Linked DNA regions of Homo sapiens: region 2 is linked to region 1. A link is an interaction called in ENCODE POLR2A ChIA-PET data of the cell type or tissue named here. Cell type or tissue: Panc1. All regions are shown on one strand. Links, peaks and the distances in the headings refer to the core of each region. The heading gives the core; the rest is flanking DNA.

What was found. Peaks named below come from ENCODE experiments on the same cell type or tissue, not always from the same donor. Only the 100,000 strongest peaks of a DNase experiment are listed, where the experiment ranks them.
Region 2: POLR2A ChIA-PET joins it to region 1 with 5 read pairs; 5 of 35 experiments call an interaction of 5 or more read pairs at or near these places.

What each region holds. Positions count from the first base shown.
Region 1 is chr16:2,937,222-2,944,234 of GRCh38, forward strand. FLYWCH1 (FLYWCH-type zinc finger 1) reads left to right here. Exons shown (of 10, transcript NM_001308068.2): 7 at 1-163; 8 at 963-1,235; 9 at 2,811-2,871. FLYWCH1-AS1 (FLYWCH1 antisense RNA 1) reads right to left here. Exons shown (of 4, transcript XR_007064947.1): 3 at 6,106-6,263; 4 at 1,242-2,759. Among named protein-coding and RNA genes, the nearest start is that of FLYWCH1-AS1, 15 kb to the right of the region's middle. RefSeq lists an enhancer at 970-1,583. In Panc1, for the core only: no CTCF peak of the experiment used is centred there; no DNase peak of the experiment used is centred there.
Region 2 is chr16:2,794,943-2,805,719 of GRCh38, forward strand. PRSS41 (serine protease 41) reads left to right here and starts at 3,528. Exons shown (of 6, transcript NM_001395501.1): 1 at 3,528-3,606; 2 at 3,694-3,720; 3 at 4,017-4,182; 4 at 4,344-4,627; 5 at 9,447-9,604; 6 at 9,972-10,362. The coding sequence starts at 3,543. The coding sequence ends at 10,190. It overlaps SNORA3C (small nucleolar RNA, H/ACA box 3C), which reads right to left and starts at 1,590; the gene lies at 1,466-1,590. RefSeq lists an enhancer at 7,319-8,281. In Panc1, for the core only: no CTCF peak of the experiment used is centred there; a DNase peak (open chromatin) is centred at 5,109.

The DNA.
Region 1 (7,013 bases), core at 854-5,853:
ACCTGCCGGGACCAGGCCCGCATGGGCTGCCGCAGCCGCGCCATCACCCAGGGCCGGCGGGTCATGGTCATGCGCAGGCACTGCCACCCACCGGACCTGGGCGGCCTGGAGGCCCTGCGGCAGCGGGAGCACTTCCCCAACCTGGCGCAGTGGGACAGCCCAGGTGCGTGTGGAGGGTGCTGGGCTGGGTCTGCCTGGTCTCCCAGGACCTGTGCCCCACACGCTGGCTGGAGGCTGCCCGTGGGGTGTTGTGTGTTGTGCATGGTGGTCTGACAGCCGGGGCCATAAACTCCCCAGGGGCAGGAGGCTCCATCTGCGGGCTCCGAGCTCCTGCAGCTGGTCCTCTGGGTAGTGGGGACTGGCTGTCGGAGGTAGAAACCCACTCAGCTCTCTAGAGGAAGAGGATGGTGGCCAGGGGTGGCATTGGCAGCCACAGAGAGTGCTTGGCATCTGCTGACGGGCCGTACGGTGGATCCTGGACACTCTTGGTCTACCCCCACGCCACCCACACTGCTTCTAGTCTCACGGGGTTCTCTCTGGCCACCCCAACATCATGTGACCTTTTAGTTCAGCTTGTTAAAAGTCAGCTGCCAGCTGGCTGAGGGGTAGGTGGACAGGGAGCCAGGAGGCCCTGGTGCCCAGCCCAGAAAGGCTCAGCCCCTGCCCTGGGGGATGCACCTGCAAGCATGAGGTCTGAGGGGTTGGGAGAGTCCTTCAGGAGCATTCAGGGTCCAGTGCTTGCCAGGCCACGTGCCCAGTCATCCCCAGAGCCCTTGGAAAGGGCCAGCCAGCGTGGGAGTCTGGGCTGCAGGGCCCAGAGGGGAGGAGGGCAGGGACCACCGTGCAGCGTGCTAGGGGATCGCAGATTCCTGGTGGGGCCTGGCTGGGGGATACAAATCAGACCCCCAGCCCTGCCACCCAGGCCCCTGTGGCCCCACTCACAGTGTCACTTTCCCTTTCAGATCCTCTCCGGCCCCTGGAGTTCCTGAGGACTTCCCTGGGGGGCAGGTTCCTGGTGCACGAGTCCTTCCTCTACAGGAAGGAGAAGGCGGCTGGGGAGAAGGTGTACTGGATGTGCCGGGACCAGGCTCGGCTGGGCTGCCGCAGCCGCGCCATAACCCAGGGCCACCGCATCATGGTCATGCGCAGCCACTGCCATCAGCCTGACCTGGCAGGCCTGGAGGCCTTGAGGCAACGGGAGCGGCTCCCCACCACGGCCCAGCAGGAGGACCCAGGTACAGGCAGGCTGTGGGGCAGAGGCAGGGCTGTGGGCATCCTCATCTCTTCCAGCTCAGAACTGATGCCCCAGGCCAGGCACCCACTGAGCAGACTGCTTTTGTGCACACACAAATTATTCATATAAACAGAATGTGAAACCAGTCTTTGTTTTTTTTTTTTTTTTTTTTTTTGAGACTGAGTCTTGCTCTGTTGCCCAGGCTGGAGTGCACTGGCGCGATCTCGGCTCACTGCAAGCTCCGCCTCCCGGGTTCACACCATTCTCCTGCCTCAGCCTCCCGAGTAGCTGGGACTACAGGTGCCTGCCACCAAGCCCAGCTAATTTTTTGTATTTTTAGTAGAGACGGGGTTTCACCATGTTAGCCAGGATGGTCTTGATCTTCTGACCTCGTGATCCGCCTGTCTTGGCCTCCCAAAGTGCTAGGATTACAGGCGTGAGTCACTGTGCCCAACCTTTTTTTTTTCTTGAGTCAGAGTTTTGCTCTTGTTGCCCAGGCTGGAGTGCAATGGAGCCATCTTGGCTCACTGCAACCTCTGCCTCCTGGGTTCAAGTGATTCTCCTGCCTCAGCCTCCCGAGTAACTGGGATTACAGGTGTGCACCACCACACCCGGCCAAAACCAATCTTTAGAAAGCATTGTGTGTCTCACTGTCATTCATGTGAATATTAAGGGCCATGTCCTGTATAACAGTAACAAATCCAAGTTGGCCAGGCACAGTGGCTCACGCCTGTAATCCCAGCACTTTGGGAGGCTGAGGCAGGCGGATCACCTGAGGTCAGGAGTTCGAGACCATCCTGATCAACATGGAGAAACCCCGTCTCTACTAAAAATACAAAATTAGCTGGACATGGTGACGCATGCCTGTAATCCCAGCTACGCTGTAATCCCAGCTGCTTGGGAGGCAGGAGAATCACTTGAACCTGGGAGGCGGAGGTTGCAGTGAGCCAAGATCGCGCCACTGCCCTCCAGCCTGGGCAACAAGAGTGAAACTCCATCTCAAAAAAAGAGAAGAAAAGAAAACAGCCTGGCCAACATGGTGAAACCTTGAAAGAAAACAGCCTGGCCAACATGGTGAAACCCTGTCTCTAAAAAAAAAGTTTATAAATCAGCTGGGCACAGTGGTGCACGCTTGTGGTCTGAGCTCCTCAGAAAAGGGGAGGATCACTCTAGCCCGGGAGGTTGAGGCTGCAGTGAGCCATGCACTGCAGTCCAGCCTGGGTGACAGAACAAGACCCTGTCTTTACAAGAAATTTTTTTGAGAAAAGGATTTCTTTGAGAAAGCCACTATCGAGCTTACAGAGAAAGTTGTGCTGGAGGCCTGGCCTTTCATCTTTGATGTCTAGTTGACCCCCACTATTTTCCATGACAGCAGCTGAAGGTCAACTCTTAGGAGCTCAAGTAGCTGCTGTTACCTGGGAAGGTAATTGATGCGTTGAATTCCCAGCGTTGCTTCACCCGGTTGTCTTTCTCCTCACAGCCTTGAGGGCGTCGTTAACAAGGTGTGTGTCCTTGGTTCTGTCAGCTTCAACAAGAGAAGAATTATTAATTCATATTTTCAATTATTTTTCCACAGAAAAGATTCAAGTTCAGCTGTGCTTCAAGACGTGTTCTCCTGAAAGCCAGCAGATTTATGGGTAATTGTATTTGTTATCTAATGGTGCATGACCAATTACAACAAAACGTAGTGGGCTTAAAACAACAAATATTTGCTGTCTCAGCTTTTGTGGGTCAACATTATGGGAGTGGTTGGGCTGGGTGGTTCTGACTCCTGAGGTTGAAGAGAATTTGTCAGCCAGGGTGGCAGTCATCTGAAGGCCCAAGTGAGGCTGGAGGCCCTGCTCCTCACCATAGGGACCCCTCCTTGGGCCCACTTGAGCATCCTTCACATGACAGCCATGGGACAGAGAGAGAACAAGAGGGAAGCTGCCAGCAGCAGAATTCAGGTTCTTCTCAACCACAGCCAGGCCATAAAGCAAGAGTCCATTATTTTATTTTTTGAGATGGAGTCTGTGTGTGGCCCAGGCTGGAGTACAGCGGCATGATCTCAGCTCACTGCAAACTCTACCTTCCGGGTTCAAGCAATTCTCCTGTCTCAGCCCCCTGAGTAGCTGGGATTACAGGCATGTACCACCACACCGAGCTGATTTTTGTATTTGCAGTAGAGATAGGGTTTTATCATGGTGGCCAGGCTGAGTCTCAAACTTCTGACCTCAAATGATCCTCCTGTCTCGGGTCTCCCGAGTGCTGGGATTACAGGCAAGAGCCACTGTGCCCAGCCTTGTTATTGGTTTGTAATTACATCCCACTATGGTCAAAGAACATACTTTGTATCATTTCAGTCCTTTCACGGCTGGATACAGTGGCTCATACCTGTAATTCCAGCACTTTGGGAGGCCAAGGCAGGCAGATCATTTGTAATTCCAGCACTTTGGGAGGCCAAGGCAGGCAGATCATTTGAGGTCAGGAGTTCGAGACCAGCCTGGCCAACATGGTGAAACCCCATCTCTACTAAAAATACAAAAATTAGTCAGGCATGGTGGTACATGCATGTAATCCAAGCTATTCGGGAGGCAGAGGTTGCAGTGAGCCAAGATTGTGCCACTGCACTCCAGCCTAGGTGACAAACAAAAACCAAATCAAAAACAGAGAAATTTGGGAAACTCAGAAATACGTAGAAATTAAAGAACACACTTATAAGAAACCAGTGAGTCAGACTGGGCATGGTGGCTCACGCCTGTAATCTCAACACTCTGGGAGGCAGAGGCAGGAGGATCACTTGAGCCCAGGAGTTTGAAACCAGTTGGGGCAACAGAGCATGACCCTGTGTGTAATTTAAAACAAACAAAACAATGAGCCAAAGAAGATAATTATAAAATACTTTGAAATAAAACTTATGGGATGCACTGAAAGCCGTGCTTAGAGGGAAATCTATAGCTAAAAACACTTCTATTAAAAAGGAAGAAGCCTGGGCAACATGGTGAGACCTCGTCTCTGCCAAAAACTCAGCCAGTCATGGTAGCATGTGCTGGTAGTATCGCTTGAACCTGGGAGATTGAGGCTGCAGTGAAGCATGATTGTACCACTGCACTCCAGCCTGGGAGACAGAGCAAGATCCCATCTCTAAATGAATAAACAGGGCCAAGCATGGTGGCTCACACCTGTAATCCTAGCATTTTGGGTGGCTAGGGTGGGAGGATCGCTTGAGCCCAGGAGTTCCATACTAGCATGGGCAAGACCTCATCTCCACAAAAAATAGAAAAACTAAAAAAAAAAGAACTAAAAGTCTGGGCGTGGTGGCTCACACCTGTAATCCCAGCACACTGGGAGACCGAGGGAGGTAGATCACGAGACCACGGGTTCAAGACCAGCCTGACCAACATGGTGAAACCCCATCTCTACTAAAGATAGAAAAATTAGCCAGGCGTGGTGGTGGGAGCCTGTAGCAGGAGAATTGCTTGAACCCAGGAGGTGGAGGTTGCAGTGAGTCGAGATTGCGCCACTGCACTCCAGCCTGGGCGACAGAGCAAGACTCATCTCAAAAAAAAAAAAAAAAAAAAAAAAAAAACTGAAGCAGAAGGAAGGAAATAAATAATAAATGAAACCAAAAGTTGGTTCTGTATAAGGATCAATAAAATTGACAAATATTTAGCTCTATCTACAGATCAAAAAAATTGAAAAGCAAGAATACTGAAAATACTAAAATCAGGAATAAAGATGAGACCTTACTATGGACCTCATTCTGGCAGAGTCTCATTCTGACACCCAGGCTGGAGTGCAGTGGTGCCATCTCAGCTCACTTGAACCTCACCCTCCTGAGTAGCTGGGACTACATGCACGCACCACCACGCCTGGCTAATTTTTCTATTTTTAGTAGAAACGGGGTTTTCCCATGTTGTCCAGGCTGGTCTCCAACTCCTGGGCTCAATCAGTCCACCTGCCTTGGCCTCCCAAAGTGCTGGCATTACAAGCATGAGCCGCAATGCTTGGCCCCAGCTCATTCTCTAAGACCAGTATCACCCTGATATCAAAACCAAGCAAAGGAATCACAAAGAGAAAACTACAGACCAGTATTTCTTAGGAACGTAGAATACCAGCAAACAGAATCCAGCAACATAAAAAAGGATTATATACCATGACCAAGTAAGATTTATCCCAGGAATGCATCAACATGCAAAACCAATTAATGTAACACAGCAGGCCTGAGACTGCTGCCCTAAGAACAGCCTGTGTGCAAGGTTCACCCTTGGCTGGCATCTGGGAACTTTTTTTTTTTTTTTTTTTTTTTTGAGACGGAGTCTCACTCTGTCGCCCAGGCTGGAGTGCAGTGGTGTGATCTTGGCTCACTGCAAGATCACTGTGAGTGATCCCAGGTAGCTGGGATTAGAAGTGCGCACCACCACGCTCAGCTAATTTTTGTATTTTTAGTGGAGACGGGGTTTCGCTATGTTGGCTAGGCTGGTCACGAACTCCCGACCTCAAGTGATCCACCCGCCTCGGACTCCTAAAGTGCTGGGATTACAGGCATGAGCCACCACGCCCAGCTGGCATCTGGGAACTTGACTGGTAAAGAGCTCCTATGTGGATACAATACTATCCCCAAATAACAACTGCTCACTCTTTTCTATACAAATCATGTGATATTTGCTGAACACTTGCTTTTCTTCTGAGCCTGGCATTTCGGTGACCATATTCAGTCACGCAGGCACAACGTACCTACATGAGCAACCCCCAGTGAAAACCCTGGACTCCTGGGCTCAGGCAGGCTTCCCTGGTAGAGAACACTTTGCACATGTCACAGCTCGAGGCTGGAGGATTCAGCACATTCTGCGGGAGGGGACCCCAGGGGAGGGGACTCTGGGGGCTTGTACCTGGTTTCCTCCGGCCCTCACCCCAAATGCATCTTCCTGTTACTAATTCTGCGTCGCATCTTTTCACCGTAGTAAATCCCAGCCACTAGTATGATGGTAGGCTAAGTCCTGTGAGTCCCTCAAGTGCAGTCACCAAGCCTAGTGTGTGATGGGGATGCCTGCATACCAGATCAGTAGAGAAAAGGACAAAAACCGTGTGATCACTGAATAGACACAAAACATTTGACAACCTCCAACACGCTTTCATGATAAAAACATTCAACAAACTAGGAATAAAAGGAGTTTCTTCAGCCTGATCAAGAGCATCCGTGAAAACCCCCACAAGCAGGCCAGGCGCGGGGGTTCACGCCTGTAATCCCAGTACTTTGGGAGGCCGAGGTGGGCGGATGACCTGAGGTCAGGCGTTCGAGACCAGCCTGGCCAACATAGTGAAACTCTGTCTCTACTCAAAATACAAAAAATTAGCCAGGCGTGGTGGCGAGCACCCGTAATCCCAGCTACTTGGAAGGCTGAGGCAGGAGAATCACTTGAACCCGGGAGGTGGAGGTTGCAGTGAGCCAAGATCACGACATTGCACTCCAGCCTGGGCAACATAGTGAGATCCCGTCTCTACAAAAAAATTTAAAAATTAGCTGTGTGTGGTGGTACATGCCCAGCTACTTCGGAGGCTGAGATGGAAGTGTCACCTGAGCCTGGGAGGTTGAGGCTGCAGTGAGCTGTGATCATGCATCTACACTCCAGCCCAGCGGACGGAGAGAGAACCTGTCTCAGAAATAAAAGTAGAGCACGACAGCTCCCACCTGTCATCCCAGCACTCTGGGAGGCTGAGGCGGGCGGATCACCTGAGGTCAGGAATTCCAGACCAGCCTGGGGAACATGGAGAAACTCCGTCTCTACTAAAAATACAA
Region 2 (10,777 bases), core at 2,555-7,554, 140 kb before region 1:
CCTCACGTCAGTTAAACTCTTTACCTACTGCAATGCCAAGGTCTCAGTTAATTGATTAACTGTGCAGCTGGCAAGAAGGACCCATTAGGTGATTACAGTTCTTTTGCATGTGAATAACCAGTTTTCCCAACACCACTTTGAAGAGATTATCCTTTCCCCATTGTGTAGATCAGTTGACCATATATATATATATATATATATACATATATACATATATACATATATACATATATACATATATACATATATACATATATACATATATACACATATATATACATATATATACACATATATATACATATATATACATATATACATATATATATACGTATATATATATATGAGGGTTTATTTCTGGGCTCTCTGTTCTGTTTTGTTAACTTGTATGTCTGTCTTTATGCTAATACCATATTGTTTTGATTCCTGTGGCTTGGTAATAGTTTTTGAAATTGGGAAGTTTGAAGCCTCCAGTTTTGTTCCTTTTTCTTATAATGGTTTTGGTTATTTTGGGTCCTTTGACATTCCATATAAATTTTAGGATTTTTTTCTGTCTGAAAAATGCCATTGGGGTTTTGATAGATATTGCATTGAATCCACAAATTGCTTTGGGTACTATGGACGTTTTAACAACATTGTAATTGCCCAACAGTTTGTTCCTGACTGCTGCACAGACGAAACCAGTTCACTGAAAAGATGATGTTGCAGTAAAGAAAGAGTTTAATTGACCCTAGGCTAGCCACATGGGAGATGGAGTTATTACTCAAGTCAGCCTCCCCAAAGGCTTGGAGGTTAGGGTTTTTCAACGATAGTTTGATGGGCTGGGGGCCAGGGAATCGGTGCTGCTCTTTGGTTGGAGATGCCATCATAGGAGTGTAAAAACTTGTCCTGTGTGCTGAGTCCACCTTTGGGGGGGTTGGCAGCATCAGCTGAGCCATGAGTCATGAGTCTGGGTGGGGTCAGTCTGAAAAACATCTCAAAAAACCAATCCTAGATTCTGCAAGAGTGATGTTATCTATAGAAGCAATTGCGGAAGTCACAACTCCTGTTACCTTTTGCCACGCCACTCCTGAGCAGTAAAAGGCATTATTGAAAATATGCCTACCTCATAGCAGAACTCAGGCCCTCCCGTCATCCTAATCTCATGGCTTTTCATTAGGTTTTTTTGTTGTTGTTGTTAGCATTTAATGAACCTCCCTCCATGTGGCTTCCAGCCACCAGGACACAGGCCTCCGCAACCCCCTGCCTCCCAGACACCGTTAATCTTCTCCTCAGCTCTTTTGCTGAAGAATTTGGCTTTCATGGTGACACGATGCTTTGGGAGCTTTCCCTTTCCCAGAACCTTGCAGCAGCCCTAGAAGAGAAGAGAAAAAAGTTTACAATACACTGTGGTAGGTACCAACTGCTTGATGGGTATGAGGAAAGAGGGCTGCTAACCCACTTTCCAAAACCCCAGGCAGGGTATGTATGTTTCTGATCTGGGCACTAAAGGAAGCAACAACTGCCCCCACCAGTGAATCAAGACCAGTAGATTCTCTCCAAGTACCGTAGCACACCAAGAGCTGTGTCAGCATGCGACTTAGTCTCGGCAGCCTTTCATTTGTTTTACGAATACAGTTTCATTTCCAGAACAAGGAGGAGATCAGTTTTAGGGAGGGATGATTATCATCCTTACTTCAAAGTTAAACTATAAACTAAATTCCTCCCATGGTTAGCTTGGTCTACACCCAGGAATGAGCGAAGGACAGCCAGCCTGTGAGGCTAGAAGCAAGATGGAGTCAGCCACGTTAGGTTTTTCTCATTGATATGTTTGCAAAGGCGGTTTTAAGATTGTCTTTTAATTCATGAACATGGAATGTCTTTTCGTTTACTTAGGTCTTCTTTAATTTTTTTTTTTTTTAAATTTGAGACGGAGTCTCGCTCTTTTGCCCAGGTTGGAGTGCAGTGGCGTGATCTCAGCTCACTACAACCTCCGCCTCCCGGGTTCAAGCAGTTCTCTGCCTCAGCCTCCTGAGTAGCTGGGGTTACAGGCACGCGCCACCATGCCCGACTAATTTTTGTATTTTCAGTAGAGACAGGGTGTCACCATCTTGGCCAGGCTGGTCTCACACTCCTGACCTCGTGATCCACCCGCCTCGACCTCCCAAAGTGCTGGGATTACAGGCGTGAGCCACCACACCCGGCTGGGACGGTTTTCTTAATTTCATTTTTGGATTGTTCATTGCTAGTATATAGAAACACAGCTGATTTCTGAGTGTTAATTTTGTATCCTGCAACTGCTGAATTTATTAGTTCTAACAGTTTTTTTGTGTGAAATCTTTTTTTTTTTTTTTTTTTTTTGAGATGAGTCTCGCTCTGTCGCCCAGGCTAGAGTGCAGTGGCGCGATCTCGGCTCACTGCAAGCTCCGCCTCCTGGGTTCACGCCATTCTCCTGCCTCAGCCTCAGCCTCCCGAGTAGCTGGGACTACAGGTGCCCGCCACCACGCCTGGCTAATTTTTTGTATTTTTAGTAGAGACGGGGTTTCACCGTGTTAGCTAGGATGGTCTCGATCTCCTGACCTCGTGATCTGCCCACCTCAGCCTCCCAAAGTGTTGGGATTACAGGCGTGAGCCACCACGCCCGGCCTTGTGTGAAATCTTTAGAGACTTCTACAAACAAGATGTCATCTGCAAATGGAAGTATTTTACTTCTTCCTTTCTGATTCTCACGTCTTTTTTTTTTTGTCTAATTATTCTGGCTAGAAGTTTCAGTACAATGTTGCATGGCATTGGTAAAACTGGGCATCCTTGCCTTGTTCCTGATCTTAGAGGAAAAGCTTTCACTTTTTCATCGAGTATGATTTTAGCTGTGGACTTTACTGTGTTAAGGTCTTGTCTTTCTTTCTTTTTCTCTTTCTTTCTTTCTTCTTCTTTCTTTTTCTTTTCTTTCTTTCTTTTTTTTTTCCAATATCTTGATCTGTCGCCTAGACTAGAGTGCACTGGCATTATCGCAGCTCATTGCAGCCTCTATCTCCCAGTCTCGAGTGAGTCTCCTGCCTCAGCCTCCCAAGTAGCTGGGACTTCAGGTGTGTGCCACCATCCTCAGCTAATTTTTTTTTTTTTTTTTTTTTTGAGAAGGAGTCTTGCTCTGTCGCCCAGGCTGGAGTGCAGTGGCGCGATCTTCCAGGCCCCACCGGGCCCTCAGGAAGGCCTTGCCTACCTGCTTTAAGGGGACTCCTGGCTCAGGGCCAGGCCCCTGGTGCTGGAGGAGGTGGTGGGTGGAGGGCAGGGGGCACCAAGCGGGCAGCCAGGACCCCCGGGCTGCAGACAAGAAAAGGACTGTGGGGTCCACCGGGTCTGGGCCACATCAAGGAATGTGGTTGAAGACCCGCCCTTAGGAGCTGAAAGCCAGGGCGCTACCAGGCCTGAGAGGCCCCAAACAGCCCTTGGGCCTGGTTTGGGAGGATTAAGCTGGAGCTCCCAACCCGCCCTGCCCCCAGGGGGCGACCCCGGTCCGGCGCGAGAGGAGGCAGAGGGCGCGCCAGGCCGCGGGAGAGGAGGCCATGGGCGCGCGCGGGGCGCTGCTGCTGGCGCTGCTGCTGGCTCGGGCTGGACTCGGGAAGCCGGGTGAGCTCGGGGCGCTACAGGCGGGACCGGGGGCAGCGAGGAGGCCGGGAGGTGGAGGCCGCGAGGGTCACTTCTTGTGTCCTGCAGAGTCGCAGGAGGAGGAGCTGTTGTCAGGTAGGGCGCCCAGGACGCGCGATGCCAGCCAGGGCGGCTGGGCCGGGGTGCACGGGGGCCCATCTACTGCTCTCTGTTCCAGGTCCCGAGAACGTGATGCTCTCAAGTAACTAATGGGTCCTAGGGGTGGGACCGTCCACTGCCCACCACGTGGGAGGGTCCCTAGCGTCACCTTCTTGGCGCGCGGTTCCCCGGGGAGCCCCCCGCTGCGCGCACCCCGGGGCAAAGCCGGGCAGGGCGGGCCTGCCCACCCCACCCCACCCGGCAGCTCAGCCGCGTCCGTCTGTCCATCCCAGAGGCCTGCGGCCACCGGGAAATTCACGCGCTGGTGGCGGGCGGAGTGGAGTCCGCGCGCGGGCGCTGGCCATGGCAGGCCAGCCTGCGCCTGAGGAGACGCCACCGATGTGGAGGGAGCCTGCTCAGCCGCCGCTGGGTGCTCTCGGCTGCGCACTGCTTCCAAAAGTGAGTCTGGGGGGCGGCCGGGGCCTCAGACTTGCTAATGGCCTCCAGGATGAGCAAACAGTAGCCACCCAGCAGCTTGGCCTCAGGGACTGGGCCTCCAGCGTGCTCAGGCGGCCAGCCCCCTATTCCAAGGCTCCCCGCCCTCTCTCCTTTTCTGCTAGGCACTACTATCCCTCCGAGTGGACGGTCCAGCTGGGCGAGCTGACTTCCAGGCCAACTCCTTGGAACCTGCGGGCCTACAGCAGTCGTTACAAAGTGCAGGACATCATTGTGAACCCTGACGCACTTGGGGTTTTACGCAATGACATTGCCCTGCTGAGACTGGCCTCTTCTGTCACCTACAATGCGTACATCCAGCCCATTTGCATCGAGTCTTCCACCTTCAACTTCGTGCACCGGCCGGACTGCTGGGTGACCGGCTGGGGGTTAATCAGCCCCAGTGGCAGTGAGGCTGGGGATAGACCGGGTGGGGTGATGGGGGTGCGGGGTGAGCATTACCCTCTACCCCTGTTCCCGCTACACAAGCACAGCAGCCCCCTCCTTGGTCTGGGGCTGCAACCTGCGCCCCTCCTGCTCTCATTCTCTCCTCACTTGCTTTTCTGCTCTCACTGCCACCTGTCAGGGCAGGGACCAAACACCCAGTTCTTCCCCCTTCCAGGGACTGTGGGGGCCAGCAGGACAGTGTGAGAGGGAGGCCAGCTTGGCCTGGGCCTGAAGGAGTGAGGGGGAGTTCGGGAGGACCTGGTGACAGAAGCCTCAGGCAATGATTTTTAAAAATTGAGGCAACTCACAAACCATAAAATTTTCAAGTGTTCAGTGTTGAAGGACACAATTCAGTGATTTGTAGCCTACAGTCATGTGTCACTTAATGACCGGGATATGTTCTGAGATATGCATCATGAGGCACTTTCATCATTGTGTCAACATCATGGAGTGTAGTTACACAAACCCAGATGGCAGAGCCTGCTACACACCCAGACTGTGTGGTCTAGCCCATTGCTCCTGGGCCACAAACCTGTGCAGCTTGTTACTGCACTAAATACCAGAGCAGTTGTAACACACTGGTAAGTACTTATGTACTTAAACATATCTAAACAGAGAAGAGGCACAGTAAAGATATGGCATAAAAGATAAAAACCAGGCCAGGCGCATGAGCCTATAATCCCAGCACTTTGGGAGGCCGAGGCAGGTGAATCACCTGAGGTCAGGAGTTCGAGACCAGCCTGACCAATATGGTGAAACCCCGTCTCTACTAAAAATACAAAAATTAGCTGGGTGTGGGGGCGGGTGCCTGTAATCTCAGCTCCTTGGGAGGCTGAGGCAGGAGAATCGCTTGAACCCGTGAGGGGCAGAGGTTTCAGCGAGCCGAGATGGCACCACTGCATTCCAGCCTGGGTGACAGAGCAAGACTCCATCTCAAAAAAAAAAAAAAAAAAAAAGATAAAAAACAGTATACCTGTGCCCTAGGCACTTACCATTAGTGGAGCTGGCTGGACTAGAAGTGGCTGTTGGTAAGTGAACGAATGGTGAGTGAATGTGAAGGTCTAGGACATGACTGTACACTACTGTAGACTTTATAAACACTGTATACTGAGGCTACACTAAATTTACCCAAAAACCTTTTCTTTCTTTAATAGCAAGTGGAACTTAGCTTACTGTAAACTTTTTACTTTATAAAAATTATAGCTATTTTAACTTTTTTACTGTTTTGTAATAGCAGCTACCTTAAGACACAAACACATTGTATAGCTATATGAAAATATTTTCTTTCTTTATATCCTTTTTCTATGAGCTTTTTTTCTATTCCATACACATGGAACATACAACATATGATTTTTAGGGGTCTAGATTCTTTCATATAACATAGTGTCTCCAAGGTTCATTTTGTGGGATGTATCAATAAGGGGTTTCACTATGTTGGCTAGGCTGGTCTCGAACTCCTGACCTCAGGTGAACTACCCACCTCGGCCTCCCAAAGTTCGGGGATTACAGGTGTGAGCCACGGTGCCCAGCCGTTTTATCAATTATTAATAGTGAGCTATTAACATCTCCAACTATTGTTGTAGAACTGTCTATTTCTCCCACCAATTCTGTCAATTTTGCTTTATATGTTTTGGCGATCTGTTGTTAGGTATGAAGATATTTATGATTGGTATATTTTCTTGATGATTTGATTGTTTTATCAATATGTAATGTTGTTCTTGGACTCTTATTTTTTTTTTTAATTTTTTTTTTATTGATAATTCTTGGGTGTTTCTCACAGAGGGGGATTTGGCAGGGTCATGGGACAATAGTGGAGGGAAGGTCAGCAGATAAACAAGTGAACAAAGGTCTCTGGTTTTCCTAGGCAGAGGACCCTGCGGCCTTCCGCAGTGTTTGTGTCCCTGATTACTTGAGATTAGGGATTGGTAATGACTCTTAACGAGCATGCTGCCTTCAAGCATCTGTTTAACAAAGCACATCTTGCACCGCCCTTAATCCATTTAACCCTGAGTGGACACAGCACATGTTTCAGAGAGCACAGGGTTGGGGGTAAGGTCACAGATCAACAGGATCCCAAGGCAGAAGAATTTTTCTTAGTGCAGAACAAAATGAAAAGTCTCCCATGTCTACCTCTTTCTACACAGACACGGCAACCATCCGATTTCTCAATCTTTTCCCCACCTTTCCCCGCTTTCTATTCCACAAAACCGCCATTGTCATCATGGCCTGTTCTCAATGAGCTGTTGGGCACACCTCCCAGACGGGGTGGTGGCCGGGCAGAGGGGCTCCTCACTTCCCAGTAGGGGCGGCCGGGCAGAGGCGCCCCTCACCTCCCGGACGGGGCGGCTGGCCGGGCGGGGGGCTGACCCCCCCACCTCCCTCCCGGACGGGGCGGCTGGCCGGGCGTGGGGCTGACCCCCCCCACCTCCCTCCCGGACGGGGTGGCTGCCGGGCGGAGATGCTCCTCACTTCCCAGATGGGGTGGCTGCCGGGCGGAGAGGCTCCTCACTTCTCAGACGGAGTGGTTGCCAGGCAGAGGGTCTCCTCACTTCTCAGACGGGGTGGCCGGGCAGAGACGCTCCTCACCTCCCAGACAGGGTCGCGGCCGGGCAGAGGCGCTCCTCACATCCCAGATGGGGCGGCGGGGCAGAGGCGCTCCCCACATCTCAGACGATGGGCGGCCGGGCAGAGACGCTCCTCACTTCCTAGATGTGATGGCGGCCAGGAAGAGGCGCTCCTCACTTCCTAGATGGGATGGCGGCCGGGCGGAGACGCTCCTCACTTTCCAGACTGGGCAGCCAGGCAGAGGGGCTCCTCACATCCCAGACGATGGGCGGCCAGGCAGAGACACTCCTCACTTCCCAGACGGGATGGCGGCCGGGCAGAGGCTGCAATCTCGGCACTTTGGGAGGCCAAGGCAGGCGGCTGGGAGGTGTAGGTTGTAGCGAGCCGAGATCACGCCACTGCACTCCAGCCTGGGCACCATTGAGCACTGAGTGAACCAGACTCCGTCTGCAATCCCGGCACCTCGGGAGGCCGAGGCTGGCGGATCACTCGCGGTTAGGGGCTGGAGACCGGCCCGGCCAACACAGCGAAACCCCGTCTCCACCAAAACCAGTCAGGCATGGCGGCGCATGCCTGCAATCGCAGGCACTCGGCAGGCTGAGGCAGGAGAATCAGGCAGGGAGGTTGCAGTGAGCCGAGATGGCAGCAGTACAGTCCAGCTTCGGCTCCGCATGAGAGGGAGACCGTGGGGAGAGGGAGAGGGAGAGGGAGAGGGAGAGGGACGTTCTTGGACTCTTATAACAAGTTTGTATTAAATTCTATTTTGTCTGATAGAGTATAGTAACCTCAGCTCTCTTTTGGTTACTATTTTTATGGAAATTTTTCCCAACCTTTCACTTTCAGCCTGTGTGTTTCACTGGATCTAAAGTGACTCTCTTATAAGGAGCACCTATCTGGATCCAGTGATTTTTTTAAAAGCGATTTTATCAGTCTCTGCTTTTTATTTGGAGCATTCAAGCCCTTTACATTAAGAGTAATTGATTACAGATCTGCAAAGAATGACTTCTGCCATTTTGTTACTTGGTTTTTAGATCTCATCATATCTTTTTTCCATGCTGATATTTTTTATTTCTTTTGTTTCTTATTTCCTCATTTTTGTTTAACTGATTGTTTTAGAGTACCATATTGATTCCCTTCTCATTTCCTTCTCCGTGTTTATTTTGCTTTGTTAGTGGTTGCTCTAGGGATTACAATTAACATCTAAACCTTATAATAACCTACTTTGAATTTATACTAACTTAGCTTCAACAGTATTAAAAAAAATCTCTGTTCCTATATGGCTCCATTCCTCCACTTTATGTTGTTATTGTCACAATTTACATCTTTGTTCATTGTGTAACCTTTAACCTAGATTTATAATTATTGTTTTATGTATTTGTCATTTAAATTACATAAGAAAAAGAGGAGTTACACACCAAAACTACAATAATACTGACTTTTATATTTACCTATGTAGTTGTCTTGACCAGGGCTCTTTGTTTGTATGACTTTGAGTTACTCTCTAGTGTTCTTTCATTTTAACTGGAAGGATTCCTTTATCCACTTCTTGTAGGATAGGTCAACTAATGACAAATCTTCTCAGCTTTTGGTTATCTGAGAATGTCTTAATTTCTTCTTCATTTTTTTCCTGATATAAAATTCTTGGTTGACTGTTTCTGTTAATCTTGCTGAGGATCCCTTGTCCTTGATGTATCACTTCTCTCTCCATGTTCATAAGACTCTCCCTTTATCTTTTGTTAGTTTTATTATAATGTGTCTCAGTGTAAATCTCTTTGTGTTTATCCTGTGGAATTTGCTCAGCTTCTTGAATCTGTGGGTTCATGTCTTTCATCAAATATGGCAAGTTTTGACCTGGATCCCACAGCTGTCATGTGTTAATCATAAACATTCTCATCTACTGTAGCCCTTCTTCCTGCCATGCTTTGGTTGAGAAATTTCTCCGCGGACTCAGGCAGGGGCTATCATCTCCATTCTACAGATAGAGAAACCGAGTTTCAGGAAGCACTGCAACAGCCTGGCCCATCTATTGGGTTATTCTGTGATATTGTTGATTGCTTTTGATGCACTGGGTGCTGGGGAGTCAAGAGCAATGCTGGGTGTTGTGGGTGTGTCAGGGACCTTCTCCCCACCCCTATAACACATGCCCTTTCTCCTCTCCCTGCTCCAGATAGCAGAGGAGAGGTGAAGGGTGCTGTCCTTTTCTGTCCTATCTCCAGCACCTCTGCCACCTCCTTACAACCTCCGGGAAGCACAGGTCACCATCTTAAACAACACCAGGTGTAATTACCTGTTTGAACAGCCCTCTAGCCGTAGTATGATCTGGGATTCCATGTTTTGTGCTGGTGCTGAGGATGGCAGTGTAGACACCTGCAAAGTGAGTGCCTCTACCCCACCAGGGAATCCCACCCTCTCCAGCTCTACACCTGAGAGCAGCTACCATTTCTCCCCCAACCACTCCCAACCCATTGCTTAGATTTCTTAGGAGAAAACCAGTGCAGTCTCAGTTACTGAGCCTACAAAATATGCTTCTCATTTTTCATAAATTCTGCCTACACTGATTAACCCACCAACCCCTGGAGGCTGTTGCCCCACTTTGAAAGTGTAGAAACTGAGACTTGATTCCATGGGAAGGAGTAAGGTTTGCATTCAGTCTGCCTAGCCCCACAGCCCCTCCTGCTCTCATGGCCTCTGCTGCCCCACCCACTCTGCCCCAGCCTGGGCTCACCCATGCTGCTCCCCAGGGTGACTCAGGTGGACCCTTGGTCTGTGACAAGGATGGACTGTGGTATCAGGTTGGAATCGTGAGCTGGGGAATGGACTGCGGTCAACCCAATCGGCCTGGTGTCTACACCAACATCAGTGTGTACTTCCACTGGATCCGGAGGGTGATGTCCCACAGTACACCCAGGCCAAACCCCTCCCAGCTGTTGCTGCTCCTTGCCCTGCTGTGGGCTCCCTGACTCCTGCAGCCATTCTGAGTGCACCAGAAACTGTGAGGCTGCAGTGGGGACCACAGTATTGGCTCACCTCCTCTGGGCTGTGGGCGCTTCAGGGACAGGGTTGGGACTGCCTGCTGGATCAGATTCCGGCCCCTTTTGTCTCGTTTGCTAATAAATACGTGTGCATGTTCAAGCTGATGCCTTACAGAGCTTTCTGTGGACCTAAGGGGTTTCGTGGACAACTCCCTCCTCTTCACTCATGTCCAGTCCAGGCCAAGACCCCACCTGAACTCCTAAATTGTTATCCAGGTTTTTGTTGCGAACAGCAGCACCCTCTGGTTATTTCCATCGGAAAGATAATTGATGGAAGAGCAGTAGTACTTCAGTGTGTCAGAGGGGTGGGAAGACATGGATTGGGGGTGCCATGGAGGAAATGCTCCCAGTGCTCCCATCCTAGGGTTCCCAATCACACAAATGCCAGATGTTCCTGATCTTATTTTGGTCACTCCAATGGTTGACCTAAAACCAGGACATGGGTGCGGTAGTTTATCTGGAAGGTGATCCCAGGAAGCAAAGATGAGAAAGTGGAGAAACCAAGGCAGGAAAGG